2 separate regions of the Mus musculus genome follow, and region 2 is linked to region 1. A link is a loop called in an ENCODE intact Hi-C map of the cell type or tissue named here. Cell type or tissue: left cerebral cortex. All regions are shown on one strand. Links, peaks and the distances in the headings refer to the core of each region. The heading gives the core; the rest is flanking DNA. Region 1 holds the start of Gm36023 (a long non-coding RNA gene). Region 2 overlaps Slc6a11 (solute carrier family 6 (neurotransmitter transporter, GABA), member 11).

Evidence for each region. A loop is a pair of places that touch in the nucleus more often than their neighbours do. Peaks named below come from ENCODE experiments on the same cell type or tissue, not always from the same donor. Only the 100,000 strongest peaks of a DNase experiment are listed, where the experiment ranks them.
Region 2: a loop joins it to region 1, with 6 times the contacts of the local background. A loop is called at or near these places in 14 of 42 quality-filtered maps.

The regions. Positions count from the first base shown.
Region 1 is chr6:114,092,937-114,100,203 of GRCm38, reverse strand. It overlaps Gm36023 (a long non-coding RNA gene), which reads right to left and starts at 5,854. Exons shown (of 3, transcript XR_377966.2): 1 at 5,305-5,854; 2 at 3,085-3,310; 3 at 1,217-1,482. In left cerebral cortex, for the core only: a CTCF peak has its summit at 3,447 (motif pointing left); no DNase peak of the experiment used is centred there.
Region 2 is chr6:114,192,168-114,199,434 of GRCm38, reverse strand. It overlaps Slc6a11 (solute carrier family 6 (neurotransmitter transporter, GABA), member 11), which reads right to left. Exons shown (of 14, transcript NM_172890.3): 6 at 4,690-4,824. Among named protein-coding and RNA genes, the nearest start is that of Gm52916, 30 kb to the right of the region's middle. In left cerebral cortex, for the core only: a CTCF peak has its summit at 3,234; a DNase peak (open chromatin) is centred at 3,219.

The DNA of each region.
Region 1 (7,267 bases), core at 2,067-4,566:
ACTCCACTCCCTCAGGCCCGGAGATTTATTTATTATTATACATAAGTACGCTGTAACTGTCTTCAGATGCACCAAAAGAGGGCGTCAGATCTCATTATGTGTGGTTGTAAGCCACCATGTGGTTGCTGGGATTTGAACTCAGGACCTTTGGAAGAGCAGTCAGTGCTCTTACCCACTGAGCCATCGTGCCAGCCCCACAGCTGATTTCTTTTTTAAAAGTCACTTTTAAAAAGTTGCATGTTGAGCTCATGGTTTCATTCCCTATGGCTTCTGGATAAAGGGGAGTCTTGGGAGAATGACATGAGAACTGGACCCCAAAATGTAGCTAGGACTGTCACACACCTGTCATTGTGCCTAGGGATTCCCCGGGAAAGCTGTGTTCCTCCCCCAAAGGAATCAGTACCACATGGTTGATACTGCAGCATCCTGAAGCCAGTCACATCTGTGCACAGCCCTGAGCAGGTCTGCAGTGTCCACTTACCCAGTTACACCCTCATCTTCCCCTGAGTCCAGAGGAGCCTGCCTGCTGCCATTGCAGGCTCACTTTCACATCATAATCCCACCCTTTACATCCTCAAACCTGGGGCCCATCTTCCATTTCTGATTCCAAGGCATCATATGCTGTACTCCTCATGGATCCCTCATGGCACAGCATCATCTTAGCACCCTGGGGGAGGGCATGGCAGAGGGCTTCGGGAGACAGGCACAGCACGGGGTCACAGGCATGGGGATGGTTGATAGAAGATGCCTTTCATCAGGGGGTCAAGACAGGAAGTCCAGATTGGGAACGCATAAGAAGATGGGCTCCTGCCCTCACTGAACACCTCTTTTGAGGTTGGACACGCATGACTCTACCGCCTAACTGTCCCCAGAGTGGGGCTAAAAAGATCTCGTCATGGAAGCTCTCTCTTTGACATTTTGACTGAGCTGTTTTGCCTCCAGGTGGGTGACCTAGAGCAAGTGTGTATGACGGGCACAGACCAAAAATAACATGCACACGGATGTTCAAGTCACGTCCCCCAGAGCATTTCCGCTGTCCACCCAAGTTCTGAGACGATGGTTTAAAGGTTAGGTGTCTCCTCCAGGAAAGGTAGCTGTTTGTCTTGCCTGAGCAAAAATGGATGCACTCACAGCTTCCAATGGGCCCTGCCTGGCGGAGCGGAAGGGAGGAGAGCTCGCGCGCAAAGGTCAGACTTAAAACTTCTGAAGAGAAAAGTGCAACACAGGAGAAATTATTCAAACCCAGATGGGAAGCTTGAATCCACAAACTGGGGGGTGCAGCTTGGTCATCGGTGGCACGCGTGTTACCAACAGGCTGAGTTGCGCTGAGGCATCAAGCAGCCCCTCCACATTAAAGCCTTGCAACCCCCGCCGATTCTTTGTCACTCAAGTCTTGTTTGTCTGCAGTATGACAGCATCTCCCTGTCACATCGCTTCACTCTGGGATCCAGGCTACTGACCGGGCATGTGGAATGTTGCTGCCTAGTGATAAAAAGGAAAGAGGCTGGCTAGATGGCTCAGGAAAGACACTTGCTGCTAAGCCTGATGACCTGCGATTGCTCCTAGGGACACACATAATAGACACACATAATAATCAACTCTCAAAAGCCATGCTCTGGGAGCCCTTGCATACACGCACCCCACCAACATTCACACATAAATAAATGGACAGCGACTGAGGAAGACACCCAATGCTAACTTTTAGCCTTCACAAACACCTGTGCATATGTGTCCATGCACCTACACCCATATGTCCAATTTCATGATTATATACACACTTACATGTGTACCACACATATGCAAAAGGAGACAGCTATCTCGGACACTTACAATGTTAGCTAAGCATTAGAGTCACTCAGGGACCATTTAAAAAAAAATCCTGATTCCCAGGTTAATAGGTCAATACTTTAGCATCTCTGAGGGTGAGACTCGGTGTGGGTGTTTTCTACAGTTCATCTGATTGTTCCAACAGGTAGCCAGGTTTGGCGACCAATGCTGGGTGGCTGATAAATCAGGGCTCCTGCAGGTTTGCTTCTGGATGATATAACAGTGACACTTAGGGAGGGCTTGGGGTCAGTTGGTAGCCTTTCCCCACACCCACTCAGATGGTAAGATGCTAGCAGGATGCCCAGGATGGTGCTGTTGGGCTGGAGAGCACATCTACCCCAAAGTATAGGAGGAGTCAAAATTTTGACGCCAGCAGAACATGGAGGTGCTAGCACAGTGATGCCATGATTTCTGAGGACTTAGGACACAGAGCTGAGGGGTCATTCTGTTCCAGAGGTCTGAGTGTCTGCCATGGGTGTGCACTGTGCCTCTGTCAGATTTGTCCCTTAATGACAAAACACAGGGGCCCCTTTGCCTTAACACAGCTTGAGCTCTTTTGCTAATGTTAGGACGTCCATCATTGCCTTGTGCATCTCCCTGGGACCCTTGAGGAATACACTGGCTCTCAGGTTTCTTATACCATGAACGTGTTCCTAAGTTGTATCTAGGAGAGCTATTCCTCAGACCCTTTTGCCTCCTCAAATGGATCCTCTTATCCAGATTCAATGTTCTGCGGGCCCTGTGCTTGGACCTACCACAGTCCAAGGATCCCACTTAACGAGGTATTCTTTGTCCCCCACATCAAGTAAGAGACTATGGCAGGAAGTAAAGCCATGGCCCTGGTGTGAGGACACTTTTTACTGGCCCCTGCTGTGGCCAGAGATCTTGTCACATAGCAGAATGCTAACTTAGAAATAACTTTGAGATTTTGATGGCTGACTCCAGAGCACACCAGAACACTCCTGTAGATCCTCAGAACACAGACGTTCTCAGGAACTGGCCCAGGATTTTCTCTCTGGGGTCCTTGATGGGGTTTGGAAGGAGTCAGGGAGGGATCCTGACTGGAGCCCTAGAGGAAGAGAACCTGGTGGCTGTTACAGGGTATGACAGCCAGGGTCATAGCTGTACCTGTTGTTCCCACTTAGTACAAGGGACAGAATTATCTATAGCTCCAACTGTCCCCCAAAATCTTGGGGTAGGTGTTCCCTCACCTCAGTGTCCCTGTCCCCCAAAGGCTGGGGGCTAGTGCTCCCTCACCTCTGTGTCCATGTGATCCATCCCTGCAGCAGGCACGTGGCAGGTACTTAATATCATGGTACAGCCATGGCCCTGGTCACAGCCGACCCTAGTAGCCTCCAGGCTTCACCTGCCCATCCTGTTTGCCAGAGTGTAGAAGCAGGACAGCCTTTAGGTCCCCTTAACACACGAGACGGGGCTGGGGATACTGGCACCGGCGTAACGAGTGTCTGCTTTACTGTGGCTGCTGAAGAAAGAAAAAATTTAAAACACACCTTATGGATTACAAAACAGAATTGGTTGCCTTTATGCCTCATGGTGGGAAGAACATTTCTGTTATCTCAATTTATAAGATGCCATCTGGAGGCCAAGAAGAGATAAGTGAGTGGTTTCAGAAGCCTTTGATTTGGTTAGTTTCTAAAATCCCCTGTGTCTGAAATTGCTGTAACTACTTTCTTATACCCCTTGCCTTTCTGGGGCCGGTTCTTCCTCAGATATGATGTTTGAGGGGGCTGGGGCTCAGGGAATGGGCAAGGACAAAGACAGGGAAGGAAGGATGCACAGTGTGTCTACAACTTGAAAGGCACAACACAGAGTGTTTTCTCTCTCTCTCTCTCTCTCTCTCTCTCTCTCTCTCTCTTGGCTCTAGAGTACCTATATGTCAGAATTGATGGATCCATCTGCAAACAATATGGTCTGCACCTTCTCTGATGCTATGCTGGGTTTCTTGCTTAGTAGCCACAGGTAATTGGGGCTTCTCAGGCATACTCAGAGAGACCTGACCTGTGGTGATCACCTGTAAGAGCTCCTAATGCAATGTGATATTTAAGTGTAGATGTCAGCCCAACCCGATTAAGTTAGGATAGCCACACAGTTGCTAATGACACTTCTGTGTGGTCTGTGAGCATAATCCCAGGAGAAACTGACAGGTGAGTATGTGGGTGGGAACATCTCTACTCATGACAGATGGCACCAATCAATCATCGAAGGCCTTGAAACTATCAGGGAAGTAAGCAGGCTGTCCTGGAGCAGTCTTTCCTGCTCACAGACATTGTAGCTTCAGGTTGCCTGGCCTTCGGACTTCAGCGCTCACATCAGCACCCTCAGGTGCTCATGCGCTATACCATGTACAGAGATGCTAGGACTCAGGGTTGACATGGGGCCACCGGCTAACACCTAGGATTTCCCAGCAGCATCTAGGCAGCATCTCCTGGGACTTCTCAGCCTCTGTGATCACAAGAGCCAGTGCTCCCAGGAAATACCCTCTCCTGCATCTCTGTATTTGGCTATCTGCCCACGGTGTCTGTGCAGTCCCCTGACCACTATACTGTAACTTGCTTCATGTGGGTCCACTCTTCCCTAGTTTGCTTTCCACCTCTCTGCTGTCATTTGTCCTTGACCCCTTGTTTCAGTCTTTGCTTCCGGGAGGACCCAGGTCCAGCAATAGGTGAGAGCTTTGTGTATTGGGATAAGTGTTTTGACCTTGAAAGTCTCAGTTTTCTCATCTGATGTTTCTGTTTCTTGGGCGACAGGCATATTACTATAGACAGGTAGCCCGGGAATGAGGTGGTGGCTATAGATAGGCGTCACAGTCTTTCTGTTTGTTTTGATTTTTCAAGACAGGGTTTCTCTGTATCGCCCTGGAACTCTCTTTGTAGACCAGACTGGTCTCGAACTCGCAGAGATCCGCCTGTCTCTATCTCCTGTTAAAGGGAGTATTAAAGATGTGCACCACCACCGCCCAACCCCCAGTAGTCTTTAGGTAAGTTGTTATGGATTCTTTGTAATGCATCCCAGAAAGGAATGCATAGTGACCATGTAACACTTAACACGACAGAGTAAATAGCCACATAACCTTTCCAGCTGAGGCATGTTCACTATCAATCTCTCCTGTGCACACCTGTGCTCAGGAATCCTCCGAGGACTGATGGAAGAGGCGAGCCATGGGGGTCCCCAGACTGGGAGCCTTGCAGGTGACTAGAGCTCAGCAGTCATTCCTTATTGGTGATATTGATGATCAACGTCCCTCCCCGCCAAGGCTGTGGACTCAGTAGGAGGTTGACAGGAGGCCACAGGGAGGCCAGGCGCCCCTCTGAGTGGCGAACGCAGGACTGAGCCAGGCCCAACATTAGAGTAGGTATGAGAGGCCAGTAGCCCAAGGCCTTAGCTGCCCGGGCAGGAGCTGCCATCCCGTGGATCCTCAGTGTCCCCTGTCCCTGCTCTTATCTAGCCCAGGATCACCTGTTTCCTTCACTGCTTCCCCTTTTCAGTCAGAGGCAGGGCAGGAACCAGCAAGGGTCAGGTGAGAGAGACCTTCCAGAAGGGGCTTCCGGTAGAGGAGGACAAAGGGATGGCCCAGAGTTCCAGCCCCTGGGCAGACCCGTCCTCTCCTCTCCAGGGCGGAGGTGGACCTTGGGCCCATGAATCGTGGCCAACGGATGAGGTTTTGTTCAACTTATGCGTCCCCAGCCCAGGGCCCAGCCACCGAGAGAGGCTCTTTCCTGAGAGGCCGGACTTTCCCACAGGAACAAAGTGTGGCTTGTTTGCCGGGCATGAATCTTGGCGTGGGGCAGCCAGGCCAGGCTTGGCGCTGCCCGGCGGCGGCCCGGCGATATCACTCAGGCACATTCCGCCTTCCCCACAGCTGGGGCTGACAGCAGGAAGCTGCGGGGAGCCTCAGGACAAAGGCAGAAAAATGGGCCACGTTTATTCATTCACTGACCAGCCTGGGCCTGGTTGGCCCATGGGCCCGTCTCCATGGCAATGGGCGGCCTTGGTGTTCTTGGTTGGCTCCCCTGTGACCACGGCCCCCCCGTGACCACACCCCCAACACAGGCAGAGCATCATGGAGACAGAAGCTTGCCTGGAACCTCTACCTCATAGAAGGGGAGCCCAGGGGAGATGCTCTGTGGGAGTGGAGAGCTAGAGTTGAGTTCCAGAAACCAAAGATCTGGCCACGCCTGACAAAGTGAGGGCACGGCAGGAGACTCAGGTCCTCACAGTAGCACCTACAATGCGCTGGTTTATGGATGTGTGTATCACGCCCACTCAGCTTGCTCACACAAATTGCAATCGCACAGCTTTCCAAAATGTACTCCGAGGGTGTTTGGCACCCCACAAGCGTCACAGCCACGGGGCAGACGCACAGTGAAACTCCAGTCGGTACCATCTTTGCAGGCATCGAGTCAAAACTTTCAGAGACTGGCCTGGGGCTTATTTTTCTCACACATTTAAGCATAGTAAAACTTTGGGACAGGGTTGCCAGGTGACAGTTATTCCGATGTTTTAGACTTGGCCACAAAGAAACTCCCAAGCAGGGTAGCAAAGCAGCACCTGTGGCCTTTGCAAGAAGAGTGAATTCTATTGTCTGATAAACAGAGCTCAGGGCTAGGGCCTACAGGACGGATCTGTGACCAGCATAAGGATAGATTCTATTGGTGGAGGATGCGGGAGTACATGAGACCTCTCTCGTGGAGAAGGGTTCTATTCACTGAGAGACAAAACTCAGGATTAGAGCCTAGCAATATTCAGGATATGGGGGGGGGGGGAGGGGTTCAGGTGGAGGCTGGGTCTTCTTAGAATAACAAAAGATCACCAGGTGATCAGACCACTTTCACCTGGCATTTCAGGTGACCAGGTGTCTTTCATTTCCTTCCTTTGAATAAAATAGACCCTGGCTATTGACAATCCTGGTTTCTCCAATGCTTACTCTAAGCTATGCTTCCTACACTGGGGGAGAAAGAATCAGGGAGGTTTCCCAGAGGTATTGCTATGGCCACTGGGTCTTGAAGCACACAGTGCTGACTGGAGGCCTGGCGGAGGCAGCACTAAAGTCAAATCCCCAGTCCTGATGCAGACTAAAGTCTCCAAAGGGCCTGTGCCCACAGCTGCCTGTCTCCACGCTGCCTCGAAGCCTCTGACTGTTGTCCTCTGTGCCTCCACTCCAGGCTCTTCCCACTTCAAGGCTGCCTCTTTCTTTTTAATTCTGATTCTGCAATCTGGCCTGAGTGGACCTCACCTGGTTGTCACACCTAGGAGAGAGAGAGAGAGAGAGAGAGAGAGAGAGAGAGAGAGAGAGAGAGAGAGAAGAAAATAGAAGGAGGGATGGAGGGAAGGAATTGGGGGTGGGGCACTGAAGAGGCGGTAACAGCTTAGGACCATGCAGAACATAAATGGCTCGTGTATAATGTGAGGCATCTTCGGG
Region 2 (7,267 bases), core at 2,298-4,797, 99 kb before region 1:
CGAGAGCTGGATCTGTGACAAGCCTTTCTGTTCTCGCCCTGAAAACACACACTCAAAACACAATGACAAGCGAGAGCGAAAGGAATCTGGGGCAGGGACAATGTGATTTCTTGCAAGATCCCCTTGGCTCCCCAAAGACTGAAAAGACAGAAAGCGAAAATCTAACGGGGTAAAAAGGGAGTGGGAGTACTCCGCACTTCAGACTGACAGTGAAGACAAACAGAAGTTTAGAAAGTTCTGACCACGGAATGCAAACCACAGGGCGAGCTGCTGCATCACAGGAGAATCTCAGTTTGTTGAACCCTCAACAAAAGCCTTGATTCCTAGTTCAAAGCCACCTTCCTCTTGGGGTGTGTAGCTCTGACTTTTCCTACTAAGAGCCAGACACAAACCAACATGATTCAGGGTCCTACTATGTGCCAGGCCTGGGGGGGGGTGTGTGCAGTAGAATTGAGGAACACAAGGACTTGGACATGTGTATGTATCTGTGCCTTGGCAGACAAACCTTCTTACCCTAAAGGACAGGTGAGAACCTTGACACCAGAGAGAGAAAGGCACAGAGTGGAAGTCACAAAGCTGCGTGGCAGCAGACCGAGTATTCCCAAGTCACTGCTTTGTGCAGAGCATATACATAGGTACTGAAAAATCAGGCTGCCATGACACCAGCAGTGAGCACTCCGAGGATCAACTATCTTTCTTCCAAGAAATGCTCACAGACCATTCTACCTCACTAGAGGCTGTGCCAGGGGCTGGCAATTGAACAGTGGGTATAACAGGTATATCCCCTGCCCCACTGAGTCTACGCTAGAGGGGAGAAGTGCAAGTCCTACCCAGAAGTCTTTGCGATGTCAGCGATGGTGGAGAAGGAACTTGAGGACTGAGAAAAGATATGGGGAGTGGGGAGGACATGGTGGGGTCTTAAATTCCAGGGTCCCTCTGGTGACTGCAATAGCTACATGCGCACCATTAGAATTTTAAAACAACTTCCACAGCTATCTTTTTCTGCCCACAAAAAGGAACTAGCTCCATTTTACTGATGACGAAACGGAAATGGTCCCAAGGTTCCAAAGAGGGAGGGCAGAGTAGTGCCACCCTCAGCCCCAACCTGCATGCACACTATGCACAGAGTGGGCAGAAGGACCGGCTTTGGAGTTCCAGATGGGAGATGACTTGAGAAGGAAGGTGAGAGTCCGTGAGGGTCAGATGCAGTTGCCCACAGGCTTTGGCACTGAGATTGAAGAGAAAAGGTGAGTGGCCAGGTTGTGGCCCCTCCAGACCAGAATGCCTGGTGGATCTCGCTTTGCTGCAGACTGTAGACTCCATGGAGGGACGTGAACCTCTGATACCACCTTAGCCTGTTTTTCTCTCTCAGAGGTAGACTTGGGGAGGAGAGGGGCCTGATTCTCCTCTCCCCCCAGTCTGAGGACTCCAGAGACCAGGACTGAGTACTCTACAGACTGCTGGGCCCAACCCTGCAGCCTCTCCAGAAGAACTCTCAGCAGCCATTCTGTAGGACTTTGTAGAGAGATGAACAGCTCCTGAGACCGATTCCTAGCCAGAGAGACAACCTCACTGCTCATCACTTTCCCCCAATTGCCCAGCCTCCCCATGTCTGGATGGACAGCTTGGGGCCAAGGGCTCAGAAGCTGGAGACTTGCCTGACCTGACAATGTCCCAGAGCTCTAGGTTTCTCTGCCTTCCTGCTGTCTTCTCCCTGGCTCTCAGGAAAGATCTAGATAGCTATGGAGTGATTTTTATTGGTTCATGGCTGAAGGAGGCTTCAACACTGTGGCTTCGAGATTTTCTTCAAGAAATAGGGTGACAAGCCAAATGCCAGGCCCAGTGATGGCTTCTGGGAACTTTTCCTTGTGGAACAACTTGAAGTGCAAATGGGAAACAAAGCCAGGATCATTCTTTAAACCAACATAGAAAAACTTGGCCTTACTAAAGGAGGAGCTACTTGACATGACCATCAGGACACTACCAGAGTCTCTGTTAAATAATCAACTTTCCAAACATGAAGAGTTCTGGTTCTTCCATTCAGAGAGCAAGCATTTGCTGAGCACACATTATATACATAGCGTGGACTAGCCTGGGTGCAGGGAGTATGGGCAAGGCTGATGGGGACCTTGCTTCTCGGCTGCCTTCTTCCTGAACACAGCAGCCACCCCCACGCCACCCAGCATATTTGTTTCTTCATCTCACTGCCAACCTAGCACCTGCTACCATCTCTTGGATTCTGGGTTCTGCTTTTCGCAATTTATTTCATGGACCCTAATCTAAGTACAGGGTCAGCAAATAGCTGATAAAAGAAATGGACATTGTACACTTAAAAATCACACCTCTGCACACACACATACATTTATATAAATATTCCACAGTCACCATGGGTGCTCTGGAAACTGGACATGAAGCACAGGGGTGGCTCACAGTGTCAGATGGCAAGGACCTTTGTGAGGAAGACATGCTTCAGCTGTCTAGAGGATAAGAAGGAGTTAGGGACTAAAGGAAAGTTGTCTGTAGAGAAACGGCACGTGTAAAGGTCCTGAGACAGAAAGGATATATATGTTTGAGTCTCAGAAAGGAGGCTCTTATCTTGAACAAACTGAGACCTAAAAAGCAGGGCAGGGATAAAATAAACAGTGTGGATACAGGTCCCAGAAGTCTTGGGGGGACCACCATTTGGAATTACTCAAGTAACCACGAGCACCCCAGAAAGGATTTAAGCAAAGAGCTGCCAATCAGATTCACATTTCAAACCGCTGTTTGTCTAACTGGCCATGAAGTGGCCTGGAGGAGTCAGGGGTCATTTCTGAAAACCACTAAGGGACCAATCCTGCTTTTGTGTGGAGACAGCAGTAGCCTTCACAACACCAGAGGTATAGGGTGTGAAGAACAGAAAAGGCACAACAGGATCTGGCAAGCAGTAAAGCACTGGGTGTTCCCAGGGTGCTCTGGAGCAGAGCTCAGCAAAGACTAACAGGTAAATGCATGAGCTCAACAAGCTGCCATTCCTGAGGTGGGCCAAGCACAGGTGTGGCTAGAGTCTGGGACTCAGCCTTTAGGATGTTCTCTATGTGTCCAATGAAGTAGCAATTTCATATGCCAGGGACACATTGTATCTCTGTGTATCCCTGAGCCTGGAGATTCTTCATTGACTCCCTGTCACAGACTCTGAGTTCCAGTAAATAACCTGTGTTCTGCAAATCTTTCTATCCACACATCTCAGACAGAGGGAGCCAAAGCCACAGGCTTGAAATCACTCAGAAGCACAAAATACTGACTGGAAGTGAGATACTAGTCCCATGTGATTCATGTATGTTTGTTTCTATATAAAATGGGCATTTCCTGGTTGACACAGCCAAATCTGAGCAAGTGGCTTCTTATGCTGGCATTCCTGCAGAGCTGGGCATATCCCAGTGAGGTCCAGGCTAGTGTCTGGGAACTCCATGAAGGCTTCAGGCATGCTGTGTAGCTTGAGGACTTGGCTGATGAGGGCATCTATATTTAACACACCTCCAGGTCCTTTGCCATGAGCAGTCAGAGGGGCTTGGGCAGAAACACTTGTTATCCGTGACTAGAATAATCTAGGCCTGACTAAAGGTGAGTTGATATCTCCAATTCTTTGTGTGGAGGTGGGGCCGAGGGTAGGTTTGGGTGTCAACTCTTCTACCAAGAAAGCCAGTAAAGATGCATCTTCTCCCCAAGACACCCCAGGACAGGTCTATGGCATCAGGCAGGGAAAAAAAACAGGTTTGTAATTTTAACCAATTCCTAAGTGGTTTAACATGTCCTTTACTTGTGATCATGTTGTCAAAAGGCCACAGACTTCTTATGAAGGAAAGCCTGGTAGTATGGTAGTATGGTAGCATGGCTAACTCAAACATCTGTGGTGAGGGCTGGAGAGACAGATGGCTCAGTGGTTAAAAGCATGTATTGCTCTTTAAGGACTAGAATTTAGTTCCCATCACCCACACCAGGCAGCATAGAACCACTTGTAATTCTAGCTCCAGGCGATCTGACTCCTGTGTCCTCCTCCAACACTACACATACATGGCATATACTCACATACACATGATTAAAATTAGTTAATTAATTAAAATTAAAAACAAATAAATAAAAAATACAATATCTATGATGAATGCTGCCTTGAAACCATCATACTGGATGATCACGTGATCCCACCAAAAAACCCTCCAAAACTTCTCTGACTCCAAAACCCAAAATCTCAAACTTCCAGAATGTCAACATAATGCAAGTAGAAGAGCTCACAGGGGAGAGATTTTGTTTCACAGACAAAACAACTAAAAATTGATATACATATGATATACATGAACAAATAAACCTCATGCTTACAACTGGGCACCATCTCCAAGATGCTCATCAGATATATGAAATATTCCAAAATTCAGAAAAATCCCAAACCTGACATGTTTGACTCCAGGAATTCCAGGTGGGATCATATGTTGAAGGCACTCACCAAGAAGTGTCCCTGTTACCAGGCCACGTAGTTACCTTTAAAGGTTCTCCAGTTGCATTTTAATACCCTTGCTTCCCTGTGTGTTTAATTGATGCATTAGTGATTAATTATCCTGAGGAGGCCCCAGGATTCCACCTACTTACCTGGTGGTGAGTGGAGCAGCCTCAGTGACTGGTGGATGACACTGTGCTTTGAGCTGCAGCCCTTACCTGTGGGTCAGAGAGCCGGGAGAGGTCAGGGTACAGATAGAACTTGATGCCTTCAGAGGCGCCTGGCAACGTGACCCCTCGGATCAGGAGGATCAGCAGCATGATGTAGGGGAAGGTTGCAGTGACATACACGACCTGCCCGGGAGAAGAGAGACAAGAGGTAGGCAGGGGTGGTAGTAGTGGGCTTATTTCACTCAGCACAGCTCCCTCCCCAGCCGGCACACCACCCTTTCTGGAAGCTGCCCTGAAACTAACTAGATGCATGAACCATGCTGTGTCCATCTACACAGCCCAGTCTCAGAAAGACAGTTGGCTCTGAGCATCCTCAGGGTCTTGTTTCCATAGCTGCCAGTAGCCATGGATGCTCATGCCTCTCATATCAAACGGCCCTCAAGACATCTGCATAGAGCTCCACAATTCTCTGTGTCGTCTCTTGACAGCTGACAATATCCAATACAATGCATGCACCATGCAATCAGCACCCTGCATTATCTAGGGAACAATTACAAGGAAAAAAGTCTACACATCCAGTTCCGATGCAAGCATCCATTCATTATTTCTATCTGGGTTTCTTTGAATTCACAGATGCGGCTCCTATGTGACTGGACTGACAGGAAGTACCTAAACTAGAGTCCTAGAAGCAAAGAGTGGGATGATTGTGCCTCCCTTGTCATCTTTGTCATGTTGGGTGTGACATCCCTGTCAATCAAGAGGAACATGTGCAGGAGATGCATCTTCCAAGGCCGTACATGGTTGGCAACAATGTGTCCTATGTTTAAACCTTGAGAGGGGAGATTCCATGTTAGGATTCTTACTGCATAAATAGACTTAGAAAAGAAAGGAGAGAAGGGCTATGATAGCAGTGGGCCTCACCAAGAGCCAAGGGGAGAGGAGCCCACATGCACACATGTTTGCCTCACTCTGCCTACTCCTCAGGGGAGTGTAAATGGAGGGAATATGAGGAGCTTGACAGCAGTGGGTTTCAAACTCACTGAAAGACATAGAAATAACAACCCTGTACCTGGAGCTCTGGGAAAGAAGTGTTTCCCAAACACTTCCATGTGGGTCACTTGCTAATGTTTCTGTCTGACTCCACTCATTTTAAACTGCATTTTCTTACTGTGTGTGGGCTGTGTGCATGACATGGCACTTGTGTGGAGGTCAGAGGAGACGTTTCAAGACTCAGTGCTCTCCTTTCATGTGGCCCCCAGGGGTCGAACTCAGGTTGTCAGGCTTGGCAGCATCTTTTCTAGCTGAGCCATCTTGCTGGTCCTCTGGTTCATCTCTTTTAAAACCTGGCCAGGACTCTTTTAAATCCATTTCACAATTCATTAATGGTCTAAGACCTGCAATTTTGAGAAGAACGGTTCTTAGTAAGAATCTTTTCTTTTTATAACTATAGATAGGCTGAGACATGGGGGTAGGGAAGGAGATGGGAGGTAGAGGCAGAGTGGGAGAAGAAGCAGAAGGGGCAGAAAAGATCCCACACTGGTTTGGAGATCTCTAGGTCTGGTCTGCTTGGAGGAAGATGCTTGAACTCAGAGAAGCTGAGAGAGGCTGAGCCAATGGAGACAGTGCACTCAAGAATACACAGCCCTCCTGGAGCCCCCTGGCTTGAATACTGCTCATGCAAAGCTGGCCAACCATCCATACTCTGGACATCAGTCCTAGGTCCCCACATAGGTGCCAGCCCTCCTCCACTGGAGGATCCTGCAGGACTCAGAGTCCTGCCACATTTGACCCTTTCTCCTTTGTCATTTTCTATTCTCTAATCACCTGCACTGTCCCTTGTTGGGACCTCGCCACTCCTGTTTAGAAGGGAGCTTGTCACCAAGGGTCAGGGATGCTCTTAGATTCCAGTTTAGCTCCACATAGTCCTCAGTGCACACAGATGCAGGACACAGGCTTGCTGATGGCTGGGACTCAGACACCACAGGGCAAGCACGTGCTCTGAGCAGGCTGCCTCTGCTACCGCCTCTCACTCCTGTACAGCTGGGCCGGCTTTGGCCAGAGCACCAGTCCTTCACATCAGTCCTTCATTCACGTCCTCACTTCCGCTTTATGCATGCACTCACAACACTGAAGCCATTCCTGTGCCTGGGTAAGCAAAACTTATCCAATGGGCCTCTCTGCTCTAAGAAGCTTCCTGCTGGTTGAAAAGACAGACATAGAGGAAGATAATACATTCAGTGGTGGCCACAGAGAGGCAGCAGCCCATGACAAGAGCAGTCACAGTAAACTTCTCCAAAAAGGTGACCCAGAAATCAGATCCTAAAGGTGTAGGAGCTCAGGACATGAAATTGGGGGTGGAGGGAAGAGGGAAATGGAATTTCTACTGCATGCCAGGCACACATGGCACACATACATATATACACACAAATGCATGTATATGCATGCATGCACACACAGGCACATACACACACAAATGGAAATATACACACATACCCGCACACGTGTATATATGTACACATATATACACATACCCGCACACACACACATACATACACACACACATGTACATGATAGCAGTACTGGCTTGCTCATCCTACATGTCTCCATACTGGGTAAGGGCAGAGGG